Regions from separate parts of the Homo sapiens genome. Here region 1 is linked to region 2. A link is a loop called in an ENCODE intact Hi-C map of the cell type or tissue named here. Cell type or tissue: PC-9. All regions are shown on one strand. Links, peaks and the distances in the headings refer to the core of each region. The heading gives the core; the rest is flanking DNA.

Evidence for each region. Peaks named below come from ENCODE experiments on the same cell type or tissue, not always from the same donor. Only the 100,000 strongest peaks of a DNase experiment are listed, where the experiment ranks them.
Region 1: a loop joins it to region 2, with 6 times the contacts of the local background. A loop is called at or near these places in 1 of 110 quality-filtered maps.

What each region holds. Positions count from the first base shown.
Region 1 is chr1:62,299,171-62,314,115 of GRCh38, forward strand. All of the region lies in intron 1 of KANK4 (KN motif and ankyrin repeat domains 4), which reads right to left. Among named protein-coding and RNA genes, the nearest start is that of KANK4, 13 kb to the right of the region's middle. RefSeq lists an enhancer at 9,306-9,992. In PC-9, for the core only: no CTCF peak of the experiment used is centred there; DNase peaks (open chromatin) are centred at 7,151, 8,581, 9,071 and 10,941; H3K27ac peaks cover 2,364 bases.
Region 2 is chr1:62,221,637-62,234,623 of GRCh38, forward strand. No RefSeq gene overlaps it. Among named protein-coding and RNA genes, the nearest start is that of L1TD1, 33 kb to the left of the region's middle. RefSeq lists enhancers at 11,132-11,632, 11,633-12,133. In PC-9, for the core only: no CTCF peak of the experiment used is centred there; DNase peaks (open chromatin) are centred at 8,085 and 9,275; H3K27ac peaks cover 2,905 bases.

The DNA.
Region 1 (14,945 bases), core at 6,020-11,019, 76 kb after region 2:
CCTCAGCCTCCAGAGTAGCTGGGGCCACAGGTGCATGCCATGATGCCTGGCTAATTTTTAAAAAATTTTTTGTAAAGACAGGCTCTCATTATGTTCCCCAGGCTGGTCTCAAAGTCCTGGCTCAAGTGATTCTCCCGCCACAGCCTCCTAAAGTGTTCAGATTACAGGCATGAGTGACACACCCAGACAACTGCCCAAGCTCTTAATGGCCCAGACTGAAGCCTGGTTCTGTCTGTGCCCACCTGAGTCTAGAAAAGGTGGTGAGCTGGTACCTGATGACCCCACAACATGGCACAGTACAGGACCGGGGGTGCAGAGGTAGAGAATGGGCAGCAGCAGACAGAAGCCTCAAGGAAGGATTGCCAAGGAGCAGAGAAAAATCAGGCACAAGAGAAGGGGCGGGACCAGGTTCCAAAAGGATTTAGACACCCAGCAAGCAATCAGGAATAGAGCCTACAGTGATGAGGACCGTGTCTTCTTTACTTCTGTTTCCCAAGTGCTTAGTACAATGCTGACCATAGTGCTGCCTCATAAAGATGTAGCAGCTGAATTAATGAATTATTTAAATAATGGATTAATTCATATTTTGAGGGTAGCAAATGATTTGAAATTTGTAGGTAGGATGTTTTGGAGTGGGAGAGAGATGTTCACCTCTGGACTTTTCTTTTTTAAAAGAGTGAGCCGTTCAAAATAGAACAACTGGAATATTTCCCTTGGAGTGCTGCCAGTGCACACAATGCCTCCTTTTCTTCCCAGGTCAGAAGGCGTTTTGGGCCCAGCCCCTCGGCATGTGTGTGCAGCCTGCAGCCTGTCCGACATACTTACCCACTTGTGCTCTGGAACACAAAGGCCTCCCACCTGCCAAGCCCAACACAAATGCCTCCTTCACCACAGTCCTCTGGTGTATGTGGGTTCAGCTGCTGCTGCTGCTGAAAGTCCCCCTCCAGGGCAAAAGTGAGGCTCCAGTGGCTCCAGTCTCTCCACGACTGCTCAGAGAAAGAGACCACAATGCTTTCTCAACCATTGAGTCCCCTTCACTGGCCACAAGGCATGAAGTTCAATAGCCCAGTAACTTGAGGAAAGAAGAAAAGAGACCCTTTTCTGTTCAAAGACCAGCCTCGACAGATTGTGTGCAATCATCCATTTATCAGAAATTCTTCTTCAGGCACTGGGCTAGGTTCTGTGGACTCATGGATGAAAAAGACAGGGTTCTTTTCTTTAAGGAACTCACCGTCCAAAATGGGAGGCAGAGACCTAAACAAGGACCTATGTGGTGTTAGAGAGGTGTGGCTGGAGCATCTCAGAGGATCAGAAAAACATCACAGATCTGGTATTTTTGAGCTGGGCGTTGAAGGATGAGTAAAAGTTAAGCAGGCAGATGGGAGAAGCAGCTCTCTAGCTAGAGATGAAAACATGTATGGTGGGCTTGAAGAATGACCAGCAATCCTGGCCTAGAGTACAGGGTCGGGGAAGCGGATGGCGGAAGACAGAGGTTGGAAGTCAGCTCATTTTATTTTCTAGAATAGGAAACCATCAAAAGTTCTTAAGCAGGGAGGAACAAGACGAAAGCTGGGTTTTAAATACAACTCTGACTGCAATGAGGGGCGTATGTCCCCAGATTCTGGACTATTAGTAGACATTCAATAAATATTTACAGAATGAACAACTGACTTCAAGAGGGAAATAGCAAGTCTGGCAAGCAGTCTGGCCAGACTTAATACCTTTCCCTAAATGCTCCTTTTATTTATTTTTTTTCTTGTAAGAGAACAGAAGCTTTTCTTCTCCTGTACTGAACCATTACAAATGTATATAATCTGAAATTGCAGGCATAATTACATAACGTCTTACATGGTTGGCAGTTTCATGAGTGTTGGCTTTGTCTTCCTGACTGAGTTTCGGCTCCGTGACAGCTCAATGCCTTTTGTGTTCTCTCAGCATTGCCCAAAAGCATCTATCATGTGCTGGGAACACAGTAGGCTCCAGGTAAGCAGAACATGAAACAGACTTACGGAGCACAAGAGCTGGACAGGCTCCTGCAATTACCGAGTTCAACTCTCTCATTTCACAGATGGGGAGACTGGGAGAAAGAGAAACATATGCACTATGTGGAAATGTGTGCACGCTCCTACTACTGGGTTCTTGCATTGCACAGCAGGGACCTGGGCTCAGTTAAGATTTTCAGGTACTAACACCAAAGGTCCAGACATAGACTGAAATTAACCAGTGATGAACCTGGCCAACAGCAAGGTGAACAGAACACCGACACACAAACAACACAGGCACAGAAGAATGTCTGACATACATGAGTGGTATTCAGCACCCACCGCTTATTAAATTATGAAAACAGCGTAGCCTGGGACTAGACCGGACAGAGGCAGGAAAGCACAAAGATTAAGGGTGTGGGCTTTGGAGTGTGTGGATCCGGGTCTGAATCCCAGCTCTGCCACTTACCAGTGTGTGTTTAGGTTCCCTAACTGCGCCCACCGCCTCTACTGCCAGCCCAGCGTCCAAATAGCTAACACGAGAAAAAAACAATTTCCTCCTTATAGGATTACACAGATGAATTGGGATGAGGTATGTAAAATGCTTATCACAGTGCCTGCAGTGGGGATTGAAAGGTCACCAACCAGAGAGAAAGCAAGGAAGAAAGCACTTGGCACCTAACAGCTGGGACAAGGGAGAAACCTGAAGCTTAGAGATGTAGATTCAAGAGCCATCCATTTCCGTGTGATCACCACGTGGTTGGGGGTGGGGGGTGGTGAGAAGCAAGAGCAAGCAGAGGAGTCTGAGGAGCACCCCTGAAGACAGTCATGCATGGGGAACAGGTAAGAAGGAAGAGCCAGGATGGGGTACAGCTCAGAAACACAAAGGGGGTCAGTTTTGAGAAGACTGTTCTATGATGTCAGATGCTGTGGAACTTGAAGACCATGTGAGGCTCGGGCTTAGTTTCAAAAGAGCAGGAGGCAGACGTCAAGGGTTGACAAGATGGTTGAAGCAGCAGATGGGCTACGCTTTGGCTGTTTTCCAGTGCAATTCAGGAGAGAAAGGGACAGTAGCTCCAGGGAGGGACAAGGTGAGCTCTGGGAAAGGCGAGCATGTTTGCAGGTCTGGAGGAAGAAGCCGAGGGAGAAGGATGGACTTCTAGATGCAAGAAAGAGGAGCTGGCATAGGAGTCGACATTTACTCCAGGCACTGTGCTAAATAAAAGATGCAACACATGTTGAATTTACTCATTACCACTACCTTAGGAGCTAGATGCTTTTATTATTTTATTTCATATTTTACAATGAGAAGACTAGGCAAAGAGAGGGTGCTTACAGACTGAATGAGCCCCCTCTAAAATTCGTATGTTGAAATCCTAACCCCCAATGTGATGGTATTAGGAGATAGGGATTTGGGCAGATAGAGCAGATGAATGGGGTTAATGTCCTCATAAAAAAGTCCCCAGAGTGCTCCCTGGCCTCTTCCACCAACTGAGGACTCAGAAGAAGACAACTGTCTATGAACCAGGAAGAGGGTTGTCCCCCAGACGTGGAATCTGCCAGCGCTTTGACCCAGGACTTCCAGCCTCCAGAACTGTGGGAAATAAAATTTATTAAAATTTATAAGCCACCCCGTCTATGGTAGTTTGTAATAGCAACCCAAATGGACTAAGACAGAGGTGAAATAGTTTACCCAGGTTAGCAGTAGGAGAATCTGAGATTTGAAGCCAAAAGCTCTGGCTTAAGAGTTCATGGCTTTTACCCAAAGGGCCAGTCTGCTAGAGTTTCTGGAGGTGGGAAGAGAAGGCTTTCAAAGTTTGGCTTTGGCAGGGGAGTGGAGAGCAAAGATGGAGAAAAACAGCAAGGTGGGAATGAGGAAGTTTAAGCCACATGATCTCCATCTTCTCAGGTAGGAAGAGATCAAGAGCTGAGACTGAGGGCTGTGTGAATGGACTTGGGAACTTACGAAGTGTAGATGAGGTTTGCAATAGTCAGTGAGGATACTGGGATGAGAGGCAGCTGACACACATGGAGGATGCCAAGTAGCAGATGAAGTCAAAGGGCATGGATTTAATGGATCCAGCAGTCCCAAGACAGGGTCAGAGAAATGGGACAGTAAAGTTTAATCCAGGATGGGGCTGACAAAAGTCAAAGGAGTTGAGAGAGGGAGATTGTAGGGCACAAAGAAGGGCATGATAGCTGGCATAATGGGGAGGGGCGGTATTTTCAACATCATGTCATCCATACCAACAAGTGCAAAGGTGAGGACAGGGCGAGCAGCCATGATGTGTTATAGCTGAGGTTTCCTGACCAGCCCCCCGACCCAAAGGCACCCTAATTACAAAGGTGCCCAAAAGCACCCACCGCCCATCCCAAACTAAGTCGTCTTGGTTCATAACTCTGCTGCCCAATATCGTAGCCACCAACTACATGTTAGTGGCTAACTAACTACATGTTACTTAACTAACTACTGAGCACTTGAAATGTAGCTAGTCTGAATTAAAATGTGCTGTAAGTGTAAAGTACACCTGAATTTCAAAGACTTAATATGAAAAAATGAATATAAAATTTCTCTTTTTTTGGTACTGATCACATGGTGAAATGATAATATTTTGGATATATTGGGTTAAATAAAATATATTAAAATTAATTTCACCTGTTTTCTTTTTATTTTCTTTAATGTACTCCTAGAAAACTTAAAATGTATTTCAAATTCTTTTTCTTTTTTTCTTTTTTTTTGAGACAGGCTCTCATTCTGTCACCCAGGCTGAAGTGCAATGGTGCAATCTCAGCTCACTGGAACTTCCGTCTCCCAGGTTCAAGCGATTCTCCAACCTCAGCCTCCCAAGTAGCTGGGACTACAGGCACACACCACCATGCCTCGCTAATTTTTGTATTTTTTGGTAGAGACAGGGTTTCCGCATGTTGGCCAGGCTGGTCTTGAACTCCTGACCTCAAGTGATCTGCCCACCTTGGCCTCCCAAAATGCTGGGATTACAGGCATGAGCCACCATGCCCGGACCTTCAGATTCTATTTCTATTGGCAAGAGCTGGTCCATATACCAAATTTGGGCTAAATGAATGTTTTAGGCCCATTTAACCAAGACGTTGATCTGAATAGCAACAGAACTGATAAGTTTTGATTTGTTGGACATGGGAATGGAGTGCCAGGGAGCTGTGACCTGAAATAAGAAAGAGGTGCTCACTGGGATACCAGAAGCAGATTTTTATGATGTGCCACTGATGGGGGCAAGAAAAGGGCCAAACATCCAAAATGAGACCAAATGTCAAAAAAGCCCACAAGCCTTCCAGTGATGACAAGAAGGACCCTGGACCTGCTTCCAATCCAGGATTCTCCCCTTCTAGCTCTGCACTGGGCCTTAACTTCCCCAGCTCCTGTCTGCCCCCTCCACTGACCTCAGGTGACCTCCAAACTGCCCCACCCAGCCCCATCCTCTTCGCTTGCTCCCACCAGTCTCTTTAGGACACTAAGCCCAACAACCTCATGCATTCCAAAAAGCCTCTCCCAACCAGCCAGCACTGGGGCCGATTACCCGCCCCCTCGCCAACAGCCTCCCCTTTCAGGAGATTCCTGCCAACAATTAAGAAAGGAGGCAATATGATACAGCGCGACCGGCATGGCTTGTGAGCCAGGAAATCCAGATCCTAACTCAGATTTGTCCAATTTCTGCTGTGTGAGTTTAAGGCATATCACAACTTCTCTGGGCCTCAGCTGCTTATCTGCTACCTACCACTACTGTCCTAAGTCTATAGACTTGCCAGAGGGTTCAATGAGATAATGGGAGTACAAGTGCTTTGCTAAAGACGAAGTGATATCCAAATGAAAGGGAATATTGTAATCTAGAGAGGGAAGCAGAAGAGATGTGAAAACGGAAAAGGAGGGTGCAGGAAGGAGGTGTCACTTGCAAAGACAAGCTGTGAATCCCCTCCATTGTACTAAGAGGGGTTGACCTTTCCTACGGCAGGAGGGCACCTCCATCTCCCCAAGAGCCAGCACAGGCCAAAGCCTTCCTATCAGAGAACACCACATACCTACCTGGCTTCAGAAATTTTCCTGCAGCTGAATAAATAAAAGTGATTCCAGGGAAAATGTCCTAAACAAAACCCGAATGCAGCTGTTGATGAATTGCTTGAGATTTTTTTTTTCTTTTTTGAGACAGAGTCTCGCTTTGTCGCCCAGGCTGGAGTGAAATGGCGTGATCTCGGCTCACTGCAACCTCCGCTTCCCGGGTTCAAGCAATTCTCCTGCTTCAGCCTCCCAAGTAGCTGGGATTACAGGCGCCTGCCACCAAGCCTGGCTAATTTTTTTGTATTTTTAGTAGAGATGGGGTTTTGCCATGTTGGCCAGGCTGGTCTTGAACTCCTGACCTAAGGTGATCCACCTGCCTCAGCCTCCCAAAGTTCAGGGATTACAGGTGTGAGCCACCATGCCTGCCCCTGCTTGAGATTTTAATGTTAAACAGCACTGAAAGGAGGATTTTAAGCTCCACTGTGAAAGTTATAACTCATCCAAGGTTCACTGGCCCTCTGAACCCTCCTGCAACACGGTGAAGGAAGAAAAATCGGGAATCCAAAGAATGGAAGATGTTAAGCAGGGGTTGCTTTCTCCTGACACTGCATTGCGCTCTGATAACCCAGTACCCAAAAAGCTGCTTTGAACACATTCACATTTTATTTAACCCTCAGTAGAACCTTTGAAGGAAGGAATTATCATCTCCATTTAAAAGAACTGGCAACTAAGGTTTGGAGGTGCCCAGTGGGGATTCAGGACTAGCTCTTTCTATTTAGTAGTGTTTCCCATTACAGACTCTCTCTCTCTCTCTCTTTTTAACACAAGGTCCTGTTCTGCTGCCCAGGCTGGAGTGCAGTGGTGCCATCATGGCTCACTGTGGCCTCAAACTCCTGGCCTCAAGCGATCCTTCTGGTTCAGTCTCCTAAGTAGGTGGGACTACAGGCATGTGCCACCATGCCCAGCTAATTTTTATTTTTATGTTTTGTAGAGATAGGGGTCTCACTATGTTGCCCAGGCTGGTTTCAAACTGCTGGCCTCAAGCGATCCTCCTGCCTCAGCCTCTGAAAGCATTGGGATTACAGGCATGAGTCACTGCACCTAGACCACAGACTTTCTTTACTCAGACCCAGACATAATTAATGACTTGCAATATGTTCAAGATGGAGTATGAGGAAAAAAACAGCAGGACAATAGGTAAGCCCCATTTTTATTTAAAAAATTTTCTATACAAATATATCTGGATATGTATCTAGCTCTATATAAGAATATGTAGTTACATATCATATATATACAGTGCCAAACTAGATCAATTTCCTCCAAACTGGTCTATATGCTCTAACCACCAGTTCTTGACAGTTTAAAGTTTTTGCCTTTATATGCTTCTACATTATTTTATTATTATCATTTTTTAAACAGATTCTCTATCCCTGTTGCTCAGGCAGAGGTGCAGTGGCATGATCATAACTCATTACCTCTATATATTTTTCAATGTTTGCTGCTAACTGGTATGATATTTATAATAATTTTTAATAAAAAAATTCCCAATAGTGTTCACAAAGCCTTTCAAATTGTAAAGGCCACCCCCTCCAACATACACATTATTTAGAGGAATAGTAATATAATATAACATAATAATAATTTCTTTTCCTCTCCTCCTTTTCCAAATTATTCCTAAAAATTCTCTTTGTATTAGTTTCTGTAGCAATTAAACACACAAACACACAGAAACATTTCACTCTGTCCTTCTTTTTAAGCTTAAAAGGATAATAAAGTAAGATAGTAAACATCTTACAATACAATAAATATTGGCCAAGGGTGGGTGTTTTGGTGTCATCCCCAGTAAAGATGCCAGACACTGCAGCTGAAAGCAAACAGGCCTACCCGTCATTCCATCTTTCCAGATGTCCTGGCCCCACCTTCACTTCGTCCAGGTTCCTTCCCAGGCCATCATGCAGGAAGCATCCCATTTGCCCCACCTAACTGCTTCTCAACCCACAATCAAAATTTTCCTGAGGAGTCCGGTGCGGTGGCTCACACCTGTAATCTCAGCACTTTGGGAGGCTGAGGTGGGTAGATCGCCTGAGGTCAGGAGTTCGAGACCAGCCGGGCCAACATGGTGAAACCTTGTCCTACTAAAAATACAAAAATTAGCCGGACGTCGTGGTGCACACCTGCAGTCCCAGCTACTTGGGAGGCTGAGGAAGGAGAATGGCTTGAATCCAGGAGGCAGAGGTTGCAGTGAGCTGAGATCGCAGCACTGCACTCCAGCCTGGGTGACAGAAAGAGACTCTGCCAAAAAAAAAAAAAAAAAAATTCCTGAGGAGTAGTTAAAATTCATTTCCTAATCTGATAAACAGACTATAATGTGAATAGTTTAGAATTTCCTTTCTCCTCCCCTGTAACACATTAACATTCTGAGAACATTGTAATAACTCCACAGTAAGCTTATGGCAGAGATTTCAGACAAGCCAGTTGGCTGTGGGACCCCAGCCATCACCGAAGGTCCACTGCTCACCTTCCAGCCAGGTGTGGCCATGGTGGGAGTGACTCAAGGCTAGTGTTGCCAGACCTGATTTTTTTTTTTTTTCAAAAGAAGCTAGACATGTAGATTTATGTAAAATCTGATTTTTAAATGTTGACAGAATTCTTCTTTTTTAAAAAATGCTATGAAGGTCAAACAGAACCCAAATGCAAGCCAAATGCCACCCATGTGCCTGCCAGCTAGGCCCTGAAGGCTGTCTCTGCATACCTCTCTAGCCTCATCTCCAATTCCTCTGCCCTTCATAAATGCCACTCACACCTCACCCCCTGCCTTAACACCCCTGTGCCTTTGCTCACCCCGTATCCACCCTGTAGGATGCCCTTTTTTGTCTTTTCTATCAGACTGGCAAGTGGCAGGTTGCAGCTTGGTCTCTGGGCCCCAGGAACCAGCATTCACCTCTGCCTGCCCTTTGCTCCTGGTCTCTAGCGCCCTAGGGAAAAGTGTTTTCTGCATGATTCAGGCTCTGCTTTGGAAGGCTAACTACAGTTATGATGGATGACAGTGGGGACGCACCTTCCCCAGAGGCTAACAGGAAAGCCGGCTGGAGAGGCTCACACAGGCGCCTGCATGGAGAGGGGCCTAATGACCTCCTATTGCCCAGGGCGGCTGCCTGGCCAGATAATGTGCCTTCTGCAGTCAGGACAAGAGCAGGGGTGGGAGGATCCTGTAGAGAGCCCTGAAGTGAGTCTATGCTGGTTACCAGAAAACTCCTGAGCAGCTGCACCCCCTACCCCTCCTCACTCACCAGCCAGGAGCCTGGGCCAGGTGCTCCTGCTCCTGATCTCTCTCCTGGTCCAGGTTGGAGAGAACTATCCTGGTCTCAGGAGGAATCACAAAGAATCTAGCCAGGCTGACATTCTCAAAAGCCCAGCCACCCTCTCAAAGGAGCAGTTTCCAGCACCCACCAACACTCATCCCAAGATCAGAGGGTTAAGGAAAACTCTGGTTTCCTGCTACCACCACCACAACCACCACCCCCAAAGTCAAGCCAGGGAGGGAACACCGAGGGCACCTCTCCCCAGGGAACTCAGCACCTCAGAGAACTTGCCTAGAAGGCAACGATCTGGGAAAAATGTCACAGGGCCCAAACCCTCCCAGAGAAAGGCAGATTCCTAAGTCCCCTCCCACCCAGACTTGGCATCTAAGCAGCTGGGGTGGAGGAGCAGGGTCCCCCTGACTTCTGATTCTCCTGCCTCTTTTTCCTCCATCTCCTCCCTTAGGGACCGTCCCAGAACCTCCCTTGGGGCTCCCAGGGGCTTTCAATCCTCACCTCCAGGATAACTTGAAGAATACCAGGTGTTTTAGCCTGTCTGGGCTGCTATCACAAACTACCATAAGATGGGTGGCTTCCAAACAAAAGATGTGTGTATGTCTCACCGTTCTGGAGGCTCGGAGAATGCCATCAGCGTGCCAGCATGGCTGGGTTCTGGTGGGGTCCCTCTTTCAGCTTGCAGACTGTTGGCATCTGGCGTGTCCTCACATGACAGAAGGGTTGACAGAGCTCTCTCTTCTAAGAGCACTATCCCATTTGTGAGGGCTCCACCTTCATGACCTAAGTTACCTCCCAAAGATTGCATGTCCTAATACCATCACATTGGGGATTAGAACATCAACATATGAATTCTGGGAGGATACCAGCTTTCAGACCACAGCACCAGGCTCTCATTGAGAATCCCAGGCAGACCTGGTAGCATCCACAGGCAGTTTAGCTCAATAAATCCTCGACACACCAGTGAAGTAGGATCTTTTACCCTATTTTAAAGGCAAGAAAGTTAACTTCAAAACCACTTTATAATTAGAAAGGAAAAAGAAACCTTCAACTGAAAGAAGACTACATTACTTAAATTTTTTTAAAAAAGCTAATTTTATTAACTAGTTATTATGTGCCAAGGGCTTTAAGTGCACTATCTCATTTCATCTTGGGTAACCCTATAATACAATCTTTTTTGTCCCCATTTTACAGATAGGAAGCTGAGGATAGGGCAGCGATGTGACTTAGCCAAGGCCAGGGGAATTTCACTCTTCCACGGGCCACACTGCGATGGACTAACAGGTTCTCCTTCCAGGTAACACATCTACATTTTAACAAGAGCTGCCTGGAGAAGACAAAGTAGCCCAAAGCAATGGTTCAAAAGCGGGGAATTTCTCTGCCAGTGGGCAGAGCTCTCAGGGCAGGAGCCTTTTGGCACCAGCAAGCATCACCCGAAGGCGGCCACCCACAGGCCTGGCTGACACAGGGCTCCATTCAGCAGTCGGCAAAGCCAAGGGACATGGGGATAGAATGAAGAAGAGGATTAAGTCAGGGAAGGCCAGCCCCGAGGCAGGCACTACAGCAAGGCAAGCAAGCACCTGAAGAAGAATGTGCTCCTCCCCTGTTCCCTTGTCCAAAATATCAGTCACTTAACCACGTGGAATCATCAGTCCCAGGGCAGGGCAGCAAACTGGGGCAAAAGTCCTCACTCAGCTCAGTCATTCAATCCCCTTGCCACCCAGGGCCTGCCACCTGCCCTCTCTGGTTCGCTCCTCAGTTGTAAGACAAGGGGGACGATCTAGGTAAGTGGTAAGGTTTCTTCCACCCTCAACTAATACAAAATTGCGTAGGAGCCTAGTGCATCTGGCACTTGGAGCAGCAGCATTAATGGCCAAGGTAGGATGCAGGGAGGACTGGAGAGAGAGGGAGAAAGCAGCAGGGGCCAAAGAAAGGTGAGGGACAAGCTCTAGGTGACGGAGACCAGAAAAGGGGTTTGGGGGGCTGGGGTGCCAAGAATGGGCAAATTCCCTGAAAGGGGGAATGAAAGAAACAATTCATTTGCTTTTATCAAGGTTCTACTGAGAAGGCCTCCATGACAGATGCGGCACTGGGCACTGGGAAGGGGAGAAGGAGCTTCTATACAGAGGGACAGCCATGCACAGCAATAGCAATTAGCTCTTCACAAGGCCAGAGCCAGGTACTATGATGAGTAGTGCCTGCTGCTCATGTTGGAGAGAAATCAGGGAAGCCTTCCTAAAAGAGCTCACCTGAGAAGATGGGGACAATTTCACCCAGTCTAAGTCTAGTTCCTCCCACCCAAATGGAAAGAACTACCCAAAATGGCGCTGAAGCACTAGAGGGAGAATAGGTAAAATTAGGCAAGCACCATTATCTCCATTTCACAAATACAAAAACTGAGGTTCAGCATGGTCATGGCCAGGTAGCAGAGCTGGCATTAGAACCCATTCTGCCTGACTCCACAGCTTTTGCTTGTAATTTCTATTCTGTCATCACTCCTGCAGACTGTATGCCTGTGAGTGGGTTAAGGGTGGGAGGGGAAGGAACTGGCGTGAGAACAAGCAAAGGCCAGAGAGATGGATTGGGGAAGATGAGGATGGATAGTAAGCACTTTCCTACCAAAAGAATATGGCAGCCAGAGCTTTCCCAAACACACTCTTCCCAGTTGCCTGTAGTAGGTTTCAAGAACAAGTTTCTAGAATCAGGCAGATGCAGGCTGAGCTCCTGGCTCCACCACTTGATATCTCGGGTACCCTAGAGCAAGTGTTTAACCTCTTAGAGCTTCACTTTGCTCACCAATACAACGGGAATGATAACAGTCATACCTTATTGAGTAGTGGGTAAAGATGAAACAACTGCTATATTCAAAGGTCTTGGCACGGTGTCTGGCACAAGTTCGATAAAAGGTAGCAAAAAAAAACACAACCACTACTCTAATAAATATTGCTCCAGTAGACGCTCCTGTTTCCTGGCTTCCTCCTCAAAATCACCATGGGGCCAGTCCTCCACATCCTCCCTCCTCCTCCTTTGCATACCCTCCATTTCAGAACCCACTTCAAAGCTACTTCTTCACCAGCTTCATCTCCTTCCTAGGATTCTAGTTTGCACTGGATCAAGGGATTCATCAGTTAGTCTACACAAACTCCTTAACCTCTCGGGATCATCATTGCGCGCTAGGTGGTTGTTCCAGTAGATTGCTTTGCATGGGATTAACCAAGCAATCAGCTCAGGGGCTGGTGGGTTTGTGGGCTGATAGAATTACCCGATGAGTCAGCCGTGTGTGCCTGCAATTTGTAAATTGACCTCTAGATAACATCAAAGTCTTCTACCCAAACCACAAATTCTGCGCTTTTGCAAATTTGCCAACAATTAAATAAAATTTACTACTCCTTAAGAATGTCTTCCACTAATTAGACAGTGACAGATGAGTATATAAAAAGTCAGGGTGAGGGAGGGTAGGAAATTGGGGATAAAGCTTACTGACTTCCTGTCGGGGGTCTTAACCTTTTTTGTGCCTTCATCCCTTTGGCAGACTGGTGAAGCCTATGGACTCTTTCTCAGAACATTTAAAAATGCATAAAATAAAATGCATAGCTTGACTACAAAGAAAACCAATAATATTGAAATATAATTAATAAAATTTTTTAAATTGTGTAATATAGTAATATATTCTTCTTTATTAATGCATTAAATAACAAGCTCTGGCAGCAGGTATAGTAACTACTATAAATACAAAGCCATCAGGGACATAAATAATATTTCAAGGTATCTGTCGCAGCTAAAATGTAACATGAAAATATCTGTGATTTCTAGTGGTGACAATGTCACAGGGACTGCAAATACACTGTGGATTGTTGCCTACATTCGTAATACAAGAAAATCCTAAATAAAGATGCTTTTTTTCCCCTATCCAAGTTTACAGACTCCTCTGAATTCTATACGGGAACCCCTTGGGGCTCTTGACCCTAAGTTAAGAATCTCTGTTAGATCCTTTATGGCTCAGTAAGTATTTCTACTGGGCACATTTCTGAGTTCCAGCTCACCCTTCTCTCCTTCTTGAAGAATCTCCACCCACACCCTTTCTGCCTCAAAAGTTCTTCACATAGGACTCTCTTCTGCCCACCCCTCTCATCCAACTGGCCCAAGGAGGACCCCTGCCACAGTGGCATCCCATGCCCTGGCTGCCTGGCACCTGCCAAGACAGAGACTGGAGAGAAAGCCTCACTTGCAGAGAACCAGCTCAGACATCAGGATGCTCTCTGGAACTTGAAGTCAGCAACAAAAGAGAGCTTCGTGCAATCGTAGGGCAAGGGGTGGGTTGGCAGGTGCTGTGTTAATCCATGGCACTTAGAATGTAGGCCAGTGACCAGCTGTACTGGAAGAATGACCTTGAACTCAAACTCCTCTCCACGGTATCAACTGCCTCAAGGATGCTTGGCCTCCTTCCAGACCTGTGCTTAGACATCAATACAGTGGTTCCCCCCCAAACCCCTGTTATCTGCAGTTTCGCTTTCTGAAGTTTCAGTTACCTATGGTTAATGAAGGTCCAAAAATATTAAGACATTTTGAGGGAGAGAGAGAAAGACCATATTCACATAGTTTTTGTTACAGTATTATTGTTATAATTGTTGTCTTTTGTTATTGTTGTTAATCTCTTACTGTGCTAATTTATAAATTAAACTTTATCACAGGTATGTATGCATAGGAAAAAGCATAGTATATATAGAGTTCAGTACTATCCATGGTTTTAGGCATCCACAGAGGGTCCTGGAATGTATCTCCCATGGGAAAGGAGGTACTACTGTACTGCATTTTATGGCTTCTCAGTCTCTTCCTGGAACCACAACTCAAGGGAGTCTCTGTTTTCTGTGTTACAAGAGCCCCAGGTCAGCACCATTTTATTAATATAGACAAAGAAGCTGAAGTTTAGTAAACTTGAATAATGTTCTCAGGCTCACGGGGATAATAAATGGTGAAGCCATTTTCCCTTTCTTTTCCTCTCACTCCCAAACACCCTATTATGGAGGGGCAGGTGGGTAATGCCTTTTGTTATTATTTTTTATTTCAAATCACACAAATGATCCATGAAAATAATCTCTTAAAAATTCAAACATTACACCGCATGTTCTCATTCATAAGTAAGAGTTGAACAATGAGAACACATGGACACGGGGAGGGGAACATCACATACTGGGGCCTGCTGAGGGTGAGGGGCAAGGGGAGGGAGAGCATTAGGACAAATACCTAATGCATGCGGGGCTTAAAACCTAGATGACGGGTTGATAGGTGCAGCAAACCACCATGGCACATGTATACCTACGTAACAAACCTGCACGTTCTGCACATGTATCCCCAAGCTAAAAGTAAAATAATAAATTTTTTTTTAAATTTAAACATTGATAAAATGCCCTCCCCATTCATACTCAACGTCGTACCTAATAACTGTAGACCCTGACCACACTATTATATTCAGCCACTACCGAACTTGCCATTCCGTCTTTTTGTTTTGTTTTGTTTTGATTTGTTTTGTTTTTGAGATGAAGTCTTGCTCTTGCCGCCCAGGCTGGAGTACAGTGGCGCGATCTCGGCTCACTGCAACTTCTGCCTCCTGGGTTCAAG
Region 2 (12,987 bases), core at 7,334-12,333:
ACTCATCTAGCTATGCAAATTGGGCTTTTAATTTTGTATCTTTTTTTTTTTTTTTTTTTTGAGGCAGAGTCTTGCTCTGTCGCCCAGGCTGGAGTGCAGTGGCATGATCTCGGCTCACTGCAAGCTCCACCTCCTGGGTTCATGCCATTCTCCTGCCTCAGCCTCCCCAGCAGCTGGGACTACAGGCGCCTGCCACCACGCCCGGCTAATTTTTTTTTGTATTTTTAGTAGAGATGGGGTTTCACGGTGTTAGCCAGGATGGTCTTGATCTCTTGACCTCGTGATCTGCCTGCCTTGGCCTCCCAAAGTGCTGGGATTACAGGTGTGAGCCACCACACCCGGCCTTTTTTTTTTGAGAAGGAGTTTCACTCTTGTCCCCCAGGCTGGTGTGCAATGGCACAATCTTGGCTCACTGCAACCTCTGCCTCCTGGGTTCAAATGATTCTCCTGCCTCAGCCTCTTGAGTAGCTAGGATTACAGGCATGCACCACCACACCTGGCTAATTTTTATATTTTTAGTAGAGATGGGTTTCACCATGTTGGCCAGGCTGGTCTCAAACTCCTGGCCTTAAGTGATCTGCCCACCTTGGCCTCCCAAAGTGCTAGGATTACAGGCATGAGCCACGGCGCATGGCCGAATTTTGTATCCTTAAATGTGCTTTATGCTGGGCGTGGGGGCTCACGCTTATAATCCCAGCACTTTGGGAGGCTGCAGCAGGAGGATTGCTTGAGCTCCGGAGTTTAAGACCAGCCTAGGCAATATAGTGAGACCCTGTCTCCACAATACATTACAAAATCTGGCCAGGTGTGGTGATGTGCGCCTGTAGTCCTAGCTACTCGAGAGGCTGAGGTAGGAGGATTGTATGAGCCCAGGAGGTCGAGGCTGCAGTGAGCTGTGATCACACCACTCCACTCCAGTCTGGGTGATGAAGTACACCCTGTCTCAAAAACATAAAAATAAGGCCAGGCGTGGTGGCTTACGCCTGTAATCCCAACACTTTGGGAGACGGAGGCAGGCAGATCACCTTATGTTGGGAGTTCGAGATCCGCCTGGCTAACATGGTGAAACCCCATCTCTACTAAATATACAAAATTAGCTGGGCATGGTGACGCACACTTGTTATCCCAGCTACTCAGGCTGAGGCAGGAGAATCGCTTGAATCTGGGAGGCGGAGGTTGCAGTGAGCCGGGATCATGCCACTGCACTCCAGCCTGGGCAACAGAGTGAGACTCTGACTCCAAAAAAAATAAAAGTTAAAAAAATGTGGTTTATCTTATTTTTTTACAGGGCTAAAGAACTGGGTCTATTTCACCCACCATATCTTTTATTCCCTCTAATTTCATGTTTTCAACTTTTTCTTTAATTGGCTTTAATTCATTTTTGATTCATTTGTATGAAGTGTCCTTTATTATATCTGCTTGGGGTTTATTTTTTTTTTCCTTTTTTTTTTTTTGGAGACAGAGTCTCACTCTGTCGCCCAGGCTGGAGTACAGTTGCATGATCTTGGCTCACTGCAACCTCTGCCTCCCAGGTTCAAGCAATTCTCCTGCCTCAGCCTCCTGAGTAGCTGGGATTACAGGCGCCCACCACCATGCCCAGCTAATTTTTTTTTTGTATTTTTAGTAGAGACAGGGGTTCACCATGTTGGTCAGGCTGGTCTCAAGCTCCTGACCTCAGGCAGTCCACTCGCCTCTGCCTCCCAAAGTGCTGGGATTACAGGCATGAGCCACTGTGCCCGGCCTCATTTATTTTTAAAAGTTACAAAAATGGAATTAAATGAGAAGACAGACATCAGACAAGATGATGATAGTTAAAATTTAAGGGGAAAAATAAGACTCCAAGAAAAAGATACAAACCAGCCCTTTTTATCTTTAATTAAATAGAAAATACAAACTAATTCTTTTAACTTTTATTTATTTATTTATTTATTTATTTTGAGACAGGGTCTGGCTCTGTCACCCAGGCTGGAGTGCAGTGGCACGATCTTGGCTCACAACTACCTCCGCCTCCCCAGGCTTAAGCAATCCTCCCACCTCAGCCTCCCAAGTAGCTGAAACTACAGGTGTGCGCCATCACCCCCAGGTAATTTTTGTACTTGTTGTAGAGATGAGGTTTTGTCATGTTGCCCAGGCTGGTCTCGAACTCCTGGGTTCAAGGGATTCACTTGCCTTGGCCTCCCAAAGTGCTAGGATTACGGGCATGAGCCACTGCGCCCGGCTACTTTTATTTACTTTTTGTTAGAGGTAAAAAGAGAATAAAGGTGGCCAGGCACGGTGGCTCACGCCTGTAATCCCAGCACTCTGGGAGGCCAACGTTGGGAGATTACTTGACCGCAGGAGTTTGAGACTTGCCTGGGCAACATAGTGAGACTCTGTCTCTATTTAGAAGAATCAATATAAAAGAGTAAGATAAAGAACTACCCGTAAATATGTATTAAGAGATTGTTATGGACTGAATGTTTGTGTCCCCTCGAAATTCATATGCTGTAGCCCTAACCTCCAATGTGATGGTATTTGAAGGTGGGGCCTTTGAGAAGTACTTAGGTTTAGATCAGGCCATGATAGTGGACGCCTTGCAGTGGATTAGTTTCCTTATAAGAGGAGGGACAGAGAGCTCTGTCTTTATGAGCACACACCAAAGAAAGGCCATGTGACCATACAGTGAGATGTCAGCTGTCTGCAAGCCAAGAAGACGGCCCCACCAGAACCTCACCATGTTGGCACCCTGATTTCAGACTTCCAGCCTCCAGAATGGTGAGAAAATAACAGCCTGTTGTTTAAGCCACCCAGTCTATGATACATTCTTAAAGCAGCCTGAGGTGACTAAGAGAGAAGTTTACTAGGAATGGGTATAGAAATTTTATTTAAATGTATTTTCTGGGGTTTTTTTTTGTTTTTTTTTTTTTTTTGAGACAGAGCCTCGCTCTGTCACCCAGGCTGGAGTGCAGTGGTGCAATCTCGGCTCACTGCAACCTCCGCCTCCCGGGTTCAAGCGATTCTCCTGCCTCAGCTTCCCGAGTAGCTGGGATTATAGGCACCTGCCACCATGCCCAGCTAATTTTTGTATTTTTGGTAGAGACGGGGTTTCACCACGCTGGCCAGGGTGGTCTCAAACTCCTGACCTCAGGCGATTCGCCCGCCTCGGCCTCCCAAAGTGCTGGGATTACAGGCGTGAGCCACCGCGCCCAGCTGTGAAATGTATTTTCTTTTTTTTTTTTTTTGAGACAAAGTCTTGCACTGTCACCCAGGCTGGAGTGCAGTGGCGCGATCTCGGCTCACTGCAACCTCCATCTCCCAGGTTCAAGCAATTCTCCTGCCTCAGCCTCCCAAATAGCTGGGATTACAGGCGCCTGCCACCACACCTGGCTAATTTTTGTATGTATTTTGAGACGGAGTCTCGCTCTGTCACCCAGGCTGGAGTGCAGTGGCGTGATCTTGGCTCACTGCAACCTCTGCCTCCCGGGTTCAAGCGATTCTCCTGCCTCAGCGTCCTGAGTAGCTGGAACTATAGATGCACCCCACCACGCCCAGCTAATTTTTTGTATTTTTAGTAGAGTCAGGGTTTCACCGTGTTAGCCATGATGGATTTTTGTATTTTTAGTAGAGAGAGGGTTTCACCACATTGGACAGGCTGATCTCGAACTCGTGACCTCAAGTGATCTGCCCACCTCGGCCTCCCAAACTGCTGGGATTACAGGCGTGAGACACCACGCCTGGCCAAAAGGTATTTTCGTTGTTTTTTTTTTTTTTTGGTTTTTTGAGACAAGGTCTCACTCTGTCACCAAGGCTGGAGTGTAGTGGTGTAATCTCGGCTCACTGCAATCTCTGCCTCTTGGGTTCAAGCGATTCTCGGGCCTCAGCCTCCCTAGTAGCTGGAATTACAGGCGCATCCCATCATGCCAGGCTAATTTTTGTATTTTTAGTAAAGATGAGGTTTCGCCATGTTGACCATGCTGGTCTTGAACTCCTGACCTCAAGTGATCCGCCCACCTTGGTCTCCCAAAGTGCTGAGATTACAGGTGTGAGCCATCACTCCCAGACTAAATGTATTTTCAACATTAATAAAGGTGATTATATATATAGTTTCTCTTTTGACTTAATAATTACATTACAAAATTTCTTTCTTTTTTTTTGAGACGGAGTCTCACTCGGTCCTCCAGGCTGGAGTCCAGTGATGCGATCTTAGCTCATTGCAACCTCTGTCTCGGTTCGAGTGATTCTCCTGCCTCAGCCTCTCAAGTAGCTAGGATTACAGACACCCGCTACCACACTCAGCTAAGTTTTTTTTTTTTTTTTTTTTTAATGTAGAGACAGGGTTTCGCTATGTTGGCCAGACTGGTCTCAAACTCCTGACCTCAAGTGATCTGCCCGCCTTGGCCTCCCAAAGTGCCAGATTACAGGCGTGAGCCACTGCGTGTGGCCCAAAATTTCTTAATATAGCACCATCTTTGATTCTTCAATTTCTGGAATAAACTCCACTTGATCTTGTGTATTATTCTTTTTTTTTTTTTTTTTTGAGATAGAGTTTCACTCTTGTTGCCCAGGCTAGCGTGCAATGGCACAATCTCTGCTCACTGCAACCTCTGCCTCCCGAGTAGCTGGGATTATAGGCGTGCACCACCACGCCCAGCTAATTTTTGTATTTTTAGTAGAGACAAGGTTTCACCATGTTGGCCAGGCTGGTATCAAACTCCTGACCTCAGGTGATCTGCCCAGCTTGGCCTCCCAAAGTGCTGGGATTACAGGTGTGAGCCACCATGCCCAGCCTGCTGGCACACATTCTAAAGAGAGCCAACTGGCACAACCTGAGGACTTCTGAGAGGACCAGAGCACCAGTGGCCTCCCCATCCACCTTCCCTCCCTTCTCCTCCAGGTTACCTAAGGGAACCCCAGAGGAATTCAAGGAGGATGGGGTGATTCTGAAGCTACGGTCCAGCATGGCATGCTATGGTCTTGAAGCCTATGAAATTCACTCTTCAACAAACTTGGCATCTACGTTAAGCATGTGAATGTACAGAGTTATCAATCAACAATAGCCTTTAAGATTATTGTAATCCCCTAAGTACTTCGGCCCCAGGTAGCCACCCACTGCTGGATGTCAGAGGACATCACGGTGCTCTTTCCTGCCTGCACCCCTAGTCTGGAATGCTTACCCCACATCTCTGCTGAGTGAACTCCTTCCTATTCATGCTTCAAGACCCAGCTCAGTCCTGGCTCAGCTGACCCCTTGGTTCCTGTGTCTGTTCCCTGCTGGGCTGTGAGTGTTTTTATATTTTGTTTTTCTTATGTCCATTTAGATTTGAATATGAATGTTTTATTTTATTTTACTTATTTTTTTATGTTTCTTTGAGACAGAGTCTTGCTCTGTTACCTAGGCTGGAGTGCAGTGGTACAATCTTGGCTCACTGCAACCTCCGCCTCCTGGGCTCAAGCAATTTTCATGCCTCAGCCTCCCAGTAGCTGGGACCACAGGCACCCACCATCATGCCCGACTAATTTTTTTTGTATTTTTAGTGATGGCCTCAAGCGATCCTCCCGCCTCAGCCTCCCAAAGTGTTGGGATTACAGGCGTGAGCCACCACAGCCAGCCTCGAATGTGAGTGGTTTTTGTTGTTGTTGTTGTTGTTGTTTTTTGAGACAGAGTTTCGCTCTTGTTGCCTAGGCTGGAGTGCAGTGGCACAATCTCGGCTCACTGCAACTTCCGCCTCCCAGGTTCAAGCGATTCTCCTGCCTCAGCCACCCGAGTAGCTAGGACTACAGGCATGTGCCACCACGCTCAGCTACTTTTGTTTTTTGTTTGTTTGTTTGTTTGTTTTAGTAGAGATGGGGTTTCACTTTGTTGGTTAGGCTGGTCTTGAACCCCTGACCTCAGGTGATCCGCCCACCTAGGCCCCCCAAAGTATTGGGATTACAGGAGTGAACCACTGCGCCCGGCCTCGAATGTGAGTGCGTTAAAACCCAGATCGGGTCTGATTGGGGTTGGCACCCAGGTGGCTCCATAATTGTTGCTGTCCTGAATTATTGCCCTCTTTGCTACTTGGACCGAACCCCATCTTGGGACCACCGACTTCCTCTGACTCCTGGTCAGGCTCCTGGGCGGCAAATCCTGGCCCCTGGTATGGTCCCGCCTGCCTCTCTGTCCCCTTGTCTACCTGACCAGACCTCTGAACTTCAAGGCCTGGATGCCCTGTCTCTCCTCCTGTGAGGCTCTGTCCTACCTCATGTTGGGACCTAGGGCGCTCTGTTGTACAACTCCAGGGAGCACCATTGTGTCTTCTGTAAATGGCAGCTCCTGGAACACAGTGAGCCCTCAATAGGGCATGTCAGCTGTGGGCTCAGACATCCTTTGGGTCTGGCAGTGCTCCATTTCATGTGCCCTGTCACCCTCACCCCTCTTTTTCCATCCCACTTCTCCTAGCTGGACCAAGCTAGGCGTCATCTACAAGCCCGGTGTGCTGACCAGGGAATGTGTGGGGCTTGGGGCATGGGGACAATAAATAACATCACTTTTCTCATTTCCCAGGCAGGTAACCAATTGAAAGATAAGATACCATAGACAGACATCAACTTTATTCCTGACTAAAGCTCAAAAGAAGGGCGTGGCGTAGATTTACAGTGACCATCCTAACACTCACGCGCAGAGTCACACGGTCCCACACTGGGCTGGACCAGCCCTGCTAAGCCCACAAGAGGTGGGGAGAACAGCAGCCGCTTCCTCTTTGTGGGGCCCAGGCCTGAGCTTCCCTCCGTTCCTGCCCCGGATCTGACCACTGGGATTGTGGGAGAGGGTGTCAAAGGACAGTTTTCTCCCATAGTTTTCCCTTCCAGGGAGAAGAGTGGAAATCCCCTCATCTCAAAGGCAACATGAGATTGGAGAATGTACTCTCAAATCCCCAAACAGCAACAGAATTGTTCTGCTTGCTTCAGAGCAGAGGCTCCGCAGCCCTTTCCAGACCTCTCCCAAGCGTGGAAATGGACGAAGGGCTGGATGGGGCTCAGAGGGGAGGTCAGGCGGGACTCCCTCAGACAGCAGCTGGGGTTCCTCTGTTCCAGGCCCAGCTCTCACTGAAACAGGAGAGGGTGTGAAGGAATGGATTTGGAACTGTCAAGAACTCCTTCCTTAGTGGGCAGTGGAGGTAATGCAGGGTTCAGACCATCTGTGCCCTGGACAGAGGCCTCTTTCTTCCCCAGGAATGCTAAGCACATGGGCATCCTGATACCTCAACTCCTCCAGTCCCAAATACTCTGCCTGTTTGTCCCCTTTGTCCTGAGCCACCCCGTAGGACCTGCAGGTCAGGCACTGACTTCATGTCAGGTCCCCGAAGCAGTTTTGTTCTCTCAGCAGTGTCCACTGGCCTGCAGCCAGGCACCTCTCTCCCCCAGCCTGGGTCACTGGCAAGGGAGCAAGAAGAGTTCTGGGCTCACAGCAGGCAGTGGAGTGTAGTCACAGAGCCTGATCCGGCTTGAAATCCCAGATCCTTTGCTTACTAGGCTGTGTGGCCTTAGGTGAGTTACTTAATCTCTCCGTGCTTCAGTTTCTGCATATGTAAAACAGGGATAATATCTAGCTCACTGGGTTATGATGAGACGTAAGTAACTTCATACAAACCCCTTAGGACTGATGCCTGGGCATTTCTAAGTACTCAGTGAAGGCAAGCTGCTGTTTTTATGGGCCCAGGTCTAGGAAAAAAGAATCAAACAGCCAGGGGAAAGGGGATGCTCTCCACTGTATATTAAGTTCTATCATAGGGACCATTTTAGCTAAACACAGAAAAACAGAGGAGGGGGCTGGGTGTGGTGGCTCATGCCTGTAATCCCAGACCTTAGGAGGCTGGATTGCTTGAGCCCAGGAGTTCGAGACCAGCCTGGGCAATAAAGTGAGACCCCCATCTACAAAAGATACAAAATTTAGCTGGGTGTGGTGGCGCATGCCTGTAGTTCCAGCTACTAGGGGGCAGGGTGAGGTGGGAGGGTAACTTGAGCCTGGGAGGCAGAGGTTGCAGTGAGCTGAGATTGCATCACTGGTCTCCAGCCTGGGCGACAGAGGGAGATCCTATCTCAAAAAAAAAAAAAAAAAAAAGACAGAGGAGGAACAAGGAACAATTATCCCCCATTTTACAGATCAAAAGCTGAGTGAAGCAGTGGTCCAGCTGGAATTCAACACCTGAGATATCTGACTCCAGATACCAGCCCTTCCTTGCTTCCCACTAGCTGCCTAACCCAGAGAGGAGATTGGGAAAAGAGAAACAAGTTACAGAATTCAAGAGTAGGTATCATCTGGGGTCTTCCTGAAGGAACAAGTGTTGCTCCAGAGAAGCCAGAAATTCTTATCTCTGCTTTGCTCTAACCACCTCTTTAGGCTTTATGACTGAAGAGTCCCTTTGGCCCCTTAACTCCACAAGGCTGACCCTGGTGATCAGCAGCTGAGATCTACATGATACAGTCCAGACACCAGAAGGAGACTGAATCTCTCTCCCAAATCTCAGCTCTAAAATTCCCAAGAGAGGGCCTCATGGGTCCAGGCAGTGTCTGGTGTCCGTCCTGCAATGGCCAGGAGCCAGGTTTTCTTGTAGGAGTGTGACAGCTCCTCCTGCAGTCGGGGATCCTGGATGGGGCTGAGGAGAAGTTCCAAGGCAAGGAGGATTGGCATCTGCTCCATAAGTGCATTCTTCTCTTTGCACTTGATCTTTTATCTACCTCATAGATAGATCCTTCTTGCTCACACTTTCAGCCTGTCCTTTTTTTTTTTTTTTTTTTTTTTTGAGACAGGGTCTCGCTCTGTCACTCAAGCTGGAGTGCAGTGGCATGAACTTGGCTCACTGCAGCCTCCACCTCCCAAGTTCAAGTGATTCTCCTGCCTCAGCCTCCCAGGTAGCTGGGATTACAGGCGTGTGCCACCACACCTGGTTAATTTTTTTGTATTTTTAGTAGAGATAGGGTTTCACCATGTTGACCAGGCTGGTCTTCAACTCCTGACCTCCCCAGTGATCCACCCACCTAGGTCTCCCAAAGTGCTGGGATTACAGGCATGAGCCACTGTGCCCAGCGCTTTCAGCCAGTTTGACCTCTACTCATGCAAATTTTACCTTTCCCTTTATGCCTCACTCCACCTCACGGCTTCACTCTCTTCTCCCTGATCGCACCCCACTGTGACTGCCTGAAATGCCACATGTTTCTTCATTCAGATTTCTCAGATAATTCAATGGTTCCACCCATAATTCCACACCTGGCCACTTCATAGACAATGACTCACTTAAGGACAGGCTGCCTCAGGGTGCACAGCCTGTATTCAGGAATCTGCTAGAGCAACACATAGCTGTACCTTCTGCAAGGCTGTGGGCTGGATGACTCCACTGTGGGCGTGGAACACGGGCTGGTGTCATAAGGAGACATTCTTTATGCCTTAGGCATTGAAAGGATACTCCTTCCAAAAGGCCTTTCCCAGCGTTTCCCCCTGAAATCCACTAACCATAGCATTTCACTGTTGACACTGCCATATAGTGCTAAGTGCAGTTGTCTAACTCCTACTGCCACAGAGATTCAAGTGTACAATGGCTTACACGTGTGAGAAGATTATTTCTTGTTCAGATATCAAATGCAGAATAAGCAGTCCAGAGAGGAGATGACAGCTTTATGGTGTTGGGGACCTATGCTCCTTCTGACTTGCTGTTCTATCATCCCTTGGACGGTGGCCTCATCTCCTTGGATCCAGATGGATCACTACCACATTCCAGCCAGTGGGAAGGGGGAAATGCATTTCCTTTTCCTTTAAATGCGGGAGCCAGAGTTTGCACACCTCACTTCACTCACACCTTGCCAGCCAGAACGTAGTTACAGGGTCACATCAAGCTTGAAGGAGAGCTGGCAAATGAAGTCTATTTTGGGTGGCCATGTGCCCAGCTAAAAGTTGGGAATTCTATTATTAAAGAGGAAGAGGAAGAGAAGAATGCATATCCCACCATTCTGTCACCGTTTTTGACTGCTCTCCACTCACTATCCAGTCTGTCACATGCTGGCACATCCCATTCCTGATGCCTTTCCTATGGGGCTCTATTCTTCATCCCCACCAATACCACCATGCATTGGGCCCTTCCTGCTTTATACCCACTGTCTCATTAGAACGTCCTAGCTGATCCCTTTGCTTTCAGTCACCTTCTGTGATCATTCTATTAATAAATAGCAAATCTGATCATATGCCCCTATTGTTTAGAAATCAATGGCTCCCCACTGCCCATAGCAGTAAGATTTTGAATCCTTTTTTTTTTGAGACAGGGTCTCATTCTGTCACCTAGCCTGGAGTGTAGTGGTGAGATCACAGTCATTGCAGCCTTGACCTCCTGGGCTCAAGTGATCTCCCCACCTTAGCCTCCCAAGTAGCTGAGACTACAGGCACACATCACAACGCCTGGCTAGTTATTAATTTTTTTTTTTTTGTAGAGATGGGATGTCACTATGTTGCCCAGGCTGGGCTCAAGTGATCCTCCTGCTTCAGCCTCTCAAAGTGTTGGGATTACAGGTGTGAGCAACTGCATTCAGCTGAGTGCAGATTTTTGAATCCCTGAAGTTGTATGCAAATTTTGCCTTCTTTTTTTTTTTTATTGCAAAAACTTTTTTTTTTTTTTTTTTGAGATGGAGTCTCACTCGCTCTATCACCCAGGCTGGAGTGCAGTGGCACAATCTTGGCTCACTGCAACCTCTGCCTACTGGGTTCAAGTGATTCTCATGCCTCAGCCTCCCGAGTAGCTGGGATTATAGGCATGCACCACCATGCCCTGCTAATTTTTGTATTTTTTAGTAGAGATGGGGGTTTCACCATGTTGGCCAGACTGGTCTGGAACTCCTGACCTCAATGGGTCAGCCCACCTTGGCCTCCCAAAGTGCTGAGATATACAGGCGTGCGCCACTACGCCTGGCCATTTTACTTTTTCTTTCTTTTTTTTCTTTTAGAGATGGGGTCTCAATCTGTCACCCAGGCTGGAGTGCAGTGGTGCGAAAATAACTCACTGGACTCAAACAATCCTCCTGCTTTAGCCTCCTAAGTAACTAGGATTACAGACATGTGTCACCATGCCTGTCTATTTTTTATTTTAAATTTTTTTTTGTAGAGATGAGGTCTTGCTATTTTGCCCAGGCTGGTCTTAAACTCCTGGCCTCAAGCAATCCTTTCGCCTTGGCCTCCCAAACTTTTTCTGTTGAGGCCTTTGCATTTTCAAAGGGGTCTGTTATTCCCCTCAAGTTACAGGCACAAGTCCAAATTCCAAGTATCCATGTACGAGTGTGGTATGTTTCCTGACCTCCCTTTCACGTCTCCTGTTTAGTCACGTCTCCTGCGTAACTGAAACTAAAGTCATTTTGAAATTGTCTCCATTGCCCAACAGGTCACACTTTTTCTTTTTTTTTCCTTTTTTCTTTTCGTGATGGAGTCTCACTCTGTCGCCCAGGCTGGAGTACAGTGGCGTGATCTTGGCTCACTGCAAACTCCACCTCCCGCATTCAAGCGATTCTTATGCCTCAGCCACCCGAATAGCTGGGATTACAGGCGTGAGCCAGCGTGCCCAGCCCAGGTCAGGTCATGCTCTTTCACATGCCACATCTTCCATCCACCTGCCGTTATATCTAAACTCCTAGGCATCGTTATGGCTTGGCTGAAAAGCCACCTCCTCTGGGAGGCGTCCTTGACTCCCTTTGTCCCACTCAGTCTCCACAGCTCGACTCAGGCCTCCAACACTTGTCACATTTCATAGTGGTCGTTAGCTTACACCTGCCCCCCACCAACAAACCATTAACTCTGGAGCCCAGGACTCTGAATGGACACTCCACAAATGTTTATTGAATAAATGTCACTCATGCTAAAAAAACTGGAGTGCTGTTTCTAACATGTGAATCTGAGCATTGCTTCCTTTTTGCGGAGGAGCGGGGAATGGTGTCTGGCTGTAACCCAGGCTTGAGTGCAGTGGTGAGATACCGGCTCACTGCAGCCTCTGCCTCCCCAGTTGAAGCGATTCTCCTGCCTCAGCCTTCCAAGTAGCTGGGATTACAGGCACATGCCACCACACCCAGCTAATTTTTGTATTTTTAGTAGAGATGGGATTTCACCATGTTGTTCAGGCTGATCTTGAACTCCTGACCTCAAATGATCTACCCATCTTGGCCTCCCAAAGTGCTGGGATTACAAGCATGAGCCACTGTACCCAGCATAGGCACATTAATATTATTTGAATGGCCCAAATCAATGTTCTCTCTTGTTTTGGAGCTTTATTCTTGCTTCTTCCTCTGCCTGGAACGTTCTCCTGCTCCTCTTTGCCTGGCTAGCTCCTACGTATCCTTCAGATAGTTAAAATATACCTCAGGAAGTCTTCCTGGATCCCCTCCCCACTTCTAGGTGAAGGGGGTACTAGGCTGAGGGCCCCATCTATGCACACCCCCAGCACCCTATGTTCGCCCAGTTGCAACGTGGCTCTCACTGCAAGGCGGTGGCTCATTTGTCTTCCTTCCCTGCTCACATGCAGTGCACTCTGTGCCTAACTCACCCGCTGGCGTAGCCCCAGCCTCAAGCACAGCACTTGGAAGGGAAGAGGTACCTGATAAATGTGTTAAATGTGGGTTAGAGGAATGGATTTCTCCATTTTAAATCTTGATTTCAATACCTTTCTGTTGCCTTTGGAATAAAGCCTTACCACAGCTTTTACAGCACTTTCTGATGTGGTCTCCATGTAATTTTAGTCTCGTCTCTTAAAAATATACCCTTTGATTTCAGTGTCCCACTCAAACATGGTAGCCACACTGAACTGAATGAAGGCCCCCAAATGCCTGCTTTCCCTTCTTCCAGCCTCTGCAGTGAAACTGCCATTGCAAACTTGTAACAGACAGTGAAAGAGATCTGACCTAACCAACTTCATCTTGCTTCTAACCTCCAAGCTGTCCTTGTTGGTTCCTGGGCACAGGCTGAACTGACTTTGGGAGAAAGTTTATAGTTTAAAACAAAGA